Regions from separate parts of the Homo sapiens genome. Here region 1 is linked to region 2. Evidence: read pairs that join two places in POLR2A ChIA-PET (ENCODE). Cell type or tissue: MCF 10A. All regions are shown on one strand. Each heading gives the region's core, and the rest is flanking DNA. Links, peaks and the distances in the headings are about the cores only.

The links. ChIA-PET counts read pairs that join two places held together with the same protein. Peaks named below come from ENCODE experiments on the same cell type or tissue, not always from the same donor. Only the 100,000 strongest peaks of a DNase experiment are listed, where the experiment ranks them.
Region 1: POLR2A ChIA-PET joins it to region 2 with 5 read pairs; 1 of 35 experiments calls an interaction of 5 or more read pairs at or near these places.

The regions. Positions count from the first base shown.
Region 1 is chr1:193,588,043-193,590,971 of GRCh38, forward strand. All of the region lies in intron 3 of LOC124904475 (a long non-coding RNA gene), which reads left to right. Among named protein-coding and RNA genes, the nearest start is that of LINC01031, 280 kb to the left of the region's middle. In MCF 10A, for the core only: no CTCF peak of the experiment used is centred there; a DNase peak (open chromatin) is centred at 1,709.
Region 2 is chr1:193,706,098-193,709,026 of GRCh38, forward strand. All of the region lies in intron 3 of LOC124904475 (a long non-coding RNA gene), which reads left to right. Among named protein-coding and RNA genes, the nearest start is that of LINC01031, 400 kb to the left of the region's middle. In MCF 10A, for the core only: no CTCF peak of the experiment used is centred there; a DNase peak (open chromatin) is centred at 1,324.

The DNA.
Region 1 (2,929 bases), core at 210-2,709, 120 kb before region 2:
TGCAGACAAAAGGTCTTTTCAATCCTTTGGATTTTAAAATAAGGGGGGAAATTTATATATATATATGTGTGTATACACACACACACATATATGTGTGTATACACACACACACATATATATATGTGTGTATACACACACACACATATATATGTGTGTATACACACACACATATATATATATGTGTGTATACACACACACATATATATATATACACACACACATATATATATATACACATACACACACACACACACACACACACACACACACACACTGTTTGAAATAGTGCTGTTTCTGCATAAGGAAAGCTGTAGAGGCAGCCAAGCCATCTGCTGGTGCACCAGGGGCCAGGCTCAGCTGCAGAGTGTCAGTGTATCTCCTGGATGATGGCAGAAATAGGAAAGTGGACTTGAAGCAATGCAAGGGACTAGCCCAGGCTTATTCTCTTCCACAGTTTGTTAGGTGCGTATTATGGCCCCTAACTGCATGCTGCCTGTGACCTTTGAAAAGTCACTCCATTCCATTAGGAACTGATAAGTTTTTCACATGCAAGGAGCCCTCCTTTCCCTCTGCAGGGAAACACAAAGTGATTATGATGGCATTTGACTTGCATGCTTTCCTGCTGAGAGAAAGGGTTTGCGATCCTGGCACGTAGGGAGAGAGGACGACAAAGTGGGATAAAATATGCCAGAAAGAGCAGTGAAGCAGATCTAATATTTCTCTAAGGGGATGTTATTATGTATTTTCCAGAGGTGGATTTTAGCTTGGGTGACACAGACGGCTGCCTGGAGTCCTTGGCACTCTCCTCCTGCCACTGACTGGGGAATGCTGTGCTCCAGGTGCTGGTAGAAAGCCTTTTCATTTTGGCTCAGGGGACCATGGGGAGAGGGGTATGGAGTCTTTCATATCCAATAGCTGCTGATGCGAGCGGTAAGAGTTTGAGCCCAAGAGACATTTCTTTTCAAATTCGTTTCTCATTACTAACTTTGAAGAAGTCATAGATTCTATATCTAAAAATATTTGTTTAAAGCTCAGAGTTGCTGCTCTATGAGGAAACAATGGAAGCGGGATTTTGAATGTTAGTGGAGAGGAAAGAGGAAGAATCTTATAATTAAATTTGTTCTTTTCTTATGCTTTTTCAGAAAAGGGAACAAATTAGAAGCTGTTTGTTTTTTTCTACTCTCAGAAATAGAGAAAAAAATTAGAAATGTGTCAAAGACTAGGATGTAATTTTTTATTTCTCTTCATTTCAAGTTACATACATGATACACAGAACACAGAAATGAATTGTGCAGTTGCACTTGAATGGATTGATTTAACAAATGTTTCTGATCATCCACTAAGGGCCAGGCCCTAGGTGAGTGGTGAATACATAAGACACACATGGTCAAGGAACCTATCTATATTTTCTGTAGATACCTTTTCCATGTACAAAATTACCCAGGCAACATAAATAAAGGTTGTTGGAGGTTGTGTTGGGAGAGGTACGGGGTGCAACTGTGGCGTTTGGGATGGGGGTTGGGAGTTCTGAACCTCCAGTGGAGTCAGGAAAAGCCTCCTTGAGGAACTGGTGTTTCAGCTGAGAGCAGAGGGACACTGTTAGGGAGTTAAAGAGGAAGGAGGACAGTGTTCCTGTCAGAGGGAGCATGTATGAAATTTGTGAGCCAAGAGGATGATGCATTCAGAATCTCTGGCATTGAGCCTACTTCGGAAATCATGGGAGAGGCAATAGATGCTGGCTGAGGTCCCATATAAGAGATTTGGATTTTATCCCAAGGACAATGGGAAGTTGCTAAAGGGATTTAAAAGGGTGTGACATGGCTGGGTTTTTATTTAGAGTGTCATTCTAGCTACTGTATGGAGAACGGTCCAGACTGAGTCTGAGAGGCTGTTACAGTGGCCGAAAAACCAAATGACAGGGGTCTGTGCCAGGTGGCTGTGGTACAAACAAAGAGGCAGACAGATTAAGCAGATATTTATAGGTAGAATTGACAAGCATTGGTGCCGTAGGAGGTGGGAATGGAGATGACTTCCAAATTTTCTGGTTGACTCCAAACCCTGCAGACAGCAAATTAGATGGTTTACAGTCTTATTCATTGTTTTGCCTGTACTGGGATCATGTTCAGATCACTGTATCCATTTCCTCCTTTCTTTCTTGTGTTTTGTTTTGTTTTGTTTTGTTTTTTAAGAGATAAAGCCTTGCTCTGTTGCCCAGGTTGGAGTGCAGTGATGTGATCATAGCTCACTGCAGTGTCAAACTCCTGGGCTCAGGCAATTCTCCCACTACAGCCTCCAGAGTAGCTAGGACTGCAAGTGCCAGCCACTGTAGTCAGCTCATTTCTTTATTTTTTATTGTAGAATTATAATGAATATAATAATAATCTGATGCTATATGGTACTTTGCATATCTTCATATTTAATCTTTACAACATACTTGTTGGTAGCCATATTTTAGAGATAAGGAAGCAGGTTTAGAGAAGTCTTAAGTAACTTGCTCATTTAACTGGTCAGCTGGTACTGAAGGTCAGGTCTCCTTAATTGCAAAGATTTTGTTTTTTCCACCACAAGAAATATATTCACAGCCAGTTCATGTTTGGAAGGATGTATTAAATAACAGAGTCCACATAACCCATTTATATTCATCATCTCATTTATCCTTACAATCAACCTATGAGATAGATATTGCTGTGTTCCTCAATTTACAGATACGGGAAAATTGGCACAAAGAATATAAAAATCTTGCTCCAATTTCTGTAATGTGAGGAGACTCTGGAGTTGTGGTTCCCAGCCTCCAGAATTCAGTCTCTTAAAATTACCTAAACTGCCAACAGTAACATGTTGAATACAGTTGTCATGTTTTATAGACAGAGCTGTGATTCTCCACTGATCATTTCAATACCCATATGATCTAGTAGAGTGCACTGCAAAG
Region 2 (2,929 bases), core at 245-2,744:
TTCAAGATGCATTATATGAAGATCATGAGGGATGGGAAATATTACTGCAGTCAGATCTTAGAAATACAATCTTCCATAATCATAGAGGATTGAACAGCAGAATAGGGCATTTTAAAAACCACTTTATTGAAATATGATTGGCATACAAAAAGCTGTACATATTCACTCTATATGACTTGATGAGTTTGGAGATAAGTATACACAAGTGAAACTGTCACCACAGTGTATGCCATAAACATATCCATCACCTCCAAAATGTTTCCTCCTACCTTATGAATAAACAATTTTTGGTATGATTAGTTAACACTTAATATACACTCTTAGCACATTTGTAAGCATATAACACAGTATTGTTATTATAGGCACTATGTTGTACAATAGATCTCTGGGAATTATTCATCTTATATTATTAAAACTTTGTACCCCATGACTGGTATCTCTCTTTCTCCCTTAGAGTAGGAATTTGAATCAAGTTTTTTCTGACTCCAATTCCTAGCACTTTTAATCAGTATTCTAAAATCCATTCTTGTAGTGCCAGTAAAAATTCTGTTATAATATAGAATTTTATTCATTACATTTCAGATATCAGTAAATAATTCAGAATGATATGTATTTGCAAAAATGTTGAGTTAAACTAGAAAAATTGGCCAAAAATTATTTTAAATCTAACATTTCTTAAATAATTATGGGTAAGACTTTATCTTCTTTACAAACCACATATTTCTAAAATGGTTGTGGAATTTTGGCTTACATTATGTTACTCTGATATTTTTAAATGCAATGTCAAATATACTTTAGTGCTTAAAACATGAAGCAAGCTTGAGTACATTCAGTTTGGCAGCTTTGCTGTGACTCCATTGTTATCTATTCACTGGGTCAAATACTGTGGTTAGTGGAGAAGCCTATTAGGAGATATCTTTGATGCATGTACACATAGGTTACTGATTAATAATAATAGTGTTTATTGGGTACTTACTGTGTGCCATGTTTTTCTAATGATTTATCATTTTGAATCCTGTTAATAACTGTATGAAAAAGGTACTTTTTTTTTTTTACTTTTTATAGATGCAAAAGCTAAGAAATATTTTGATAATTTATTCAAGATCCCACAGCTGGGCAGAGGTGGGATTTGAACCCAAGCAATTTGATTCAGATTGTGTTTGTAAACCGAGAGCAACACACACAAACACTATTTTATCTGCTTCTCAGTATGTCTGAAATATAAAGGAGTCCCATTTACCTTTTGATTATTTAAACCCCAAATATTTCCAAGATGACAATGATCACCCCTTGCCTATCTTGCCTTAAGGGGTGAGATTGTGCAATATTGTAATGATTCAATGCTCAAGAACATCTCTATGAAGTCACTGTAGTGCAGTAAATATTTGGAATATACAATTTCTTTTGTTACTCATTAAGCTCTATGGGTCATAGTTATCCACATTTTATAAATGAAGAGCAGCTTCAGGGCTACAATGGGACACAATTTATTACTTTCATTTCACAAAGTAAAGTTAATTGTGCCTTTTCACTTTTGTGCCTATTTCACTTTTTCTTGCCCCTCAGTGCCACTCCCTATAGTACACACACACAAACACGCACTAGCACTCAGAGTGAGGGTAAGAATGAGGACTGAGGAATGAGATCACAGAGTTGGACTGATTGTTTATTTTAGCTATGCTTTTCAGGCTTCTTAAATTTATACTAATGTCAAACAAACTGGTCATGGAAGATTAAAATACAAATAGCCTATGCTCAATTTCAGTTTAATCTGTCAGCTAACCTCTTACATATTATTGCAGCCTCTGGTGAGTAATGAGTGTTAACACCGGGGTGATTTGAAAACCACTGCTTCCTTGACTTAAACTTCCTGAGAATAAATACAGGATTAATTATAAGCAGTGTTATATGACAGTGTAAGGAAATGGCCTGTAGAATACCACCCCTGAAATGTCAAAAAGGTGGTAAATTTCCTTTTCTACATAGTCCAATAAAAAGCTCTCCCTACACCTCATTTTTAATCGACAAGAATCCCTTCTTCATCTACAAGCACTCTTCATTGATTCTAAAATCTGTTTCCAAGGATCTAACCATAGAAATTTTTACCTGAACCATGAATGATTAATTTATGTCAGGGTATTGTTTTCAGAACATTTTGATGAGCTATTAGCATTCAGGTTAACACAGGTTACCCTCGCAGCTCACCACTCACATGTTACTTGCAGACTATACTACTGTCATTTTGAGCTTTTAACTCTGGATATCGTCTTGTAGTGCTACCTAGAATGCTGCATACAGTTTTGGTTGCTGCACTGCAAGACAGACACCATAGCACTAAAGAAGGTCCAGGGTAAATAAATGAAAATGGAAAGAAAAAATCTTTCAAATATGTAGGTACTAAGAAGATCAGACAATGTTTAAAAATAAAAGTGTTAAAAGATATGGTGAATGGGGGAATGTGGTTGAAGTCCAGATGTAAACAGGTAAATCCATAATGAAAAAGGACATTCTATTTGTGGAGGTAACTTTAGGGATTTTTAAAAAATGGTAGTGAGGTTTGAGGGTCCTGCATCATGTAGTTAAACCTAGAACTGACTAAAAATATAAATTGATTAAATAATTTTAAGTAACATTAAGAATATTATATACATAAGTTGTTAAGAGGAAGCCAGTCGGATTCAGGGCACGTTTCTAATGTTTTGAGATCAACAGCGTGGTGGATGACCATCGTGTTCCATCACAAAACGTCTTCTGATGACACTGTCAGAAGAACATGTTTACCCCACATGATACTGCTTATGTCTTTAACTTCCTTGACTCCTCCTTTGTTGCTAGGTTTGAATGTTTTTGTATATTCTAAAACTCATGTTCAAATTTAATTGCCAAGGTAACAGTATTGAGTTGGGACCTTTAAAAGCGATTAAGCCAT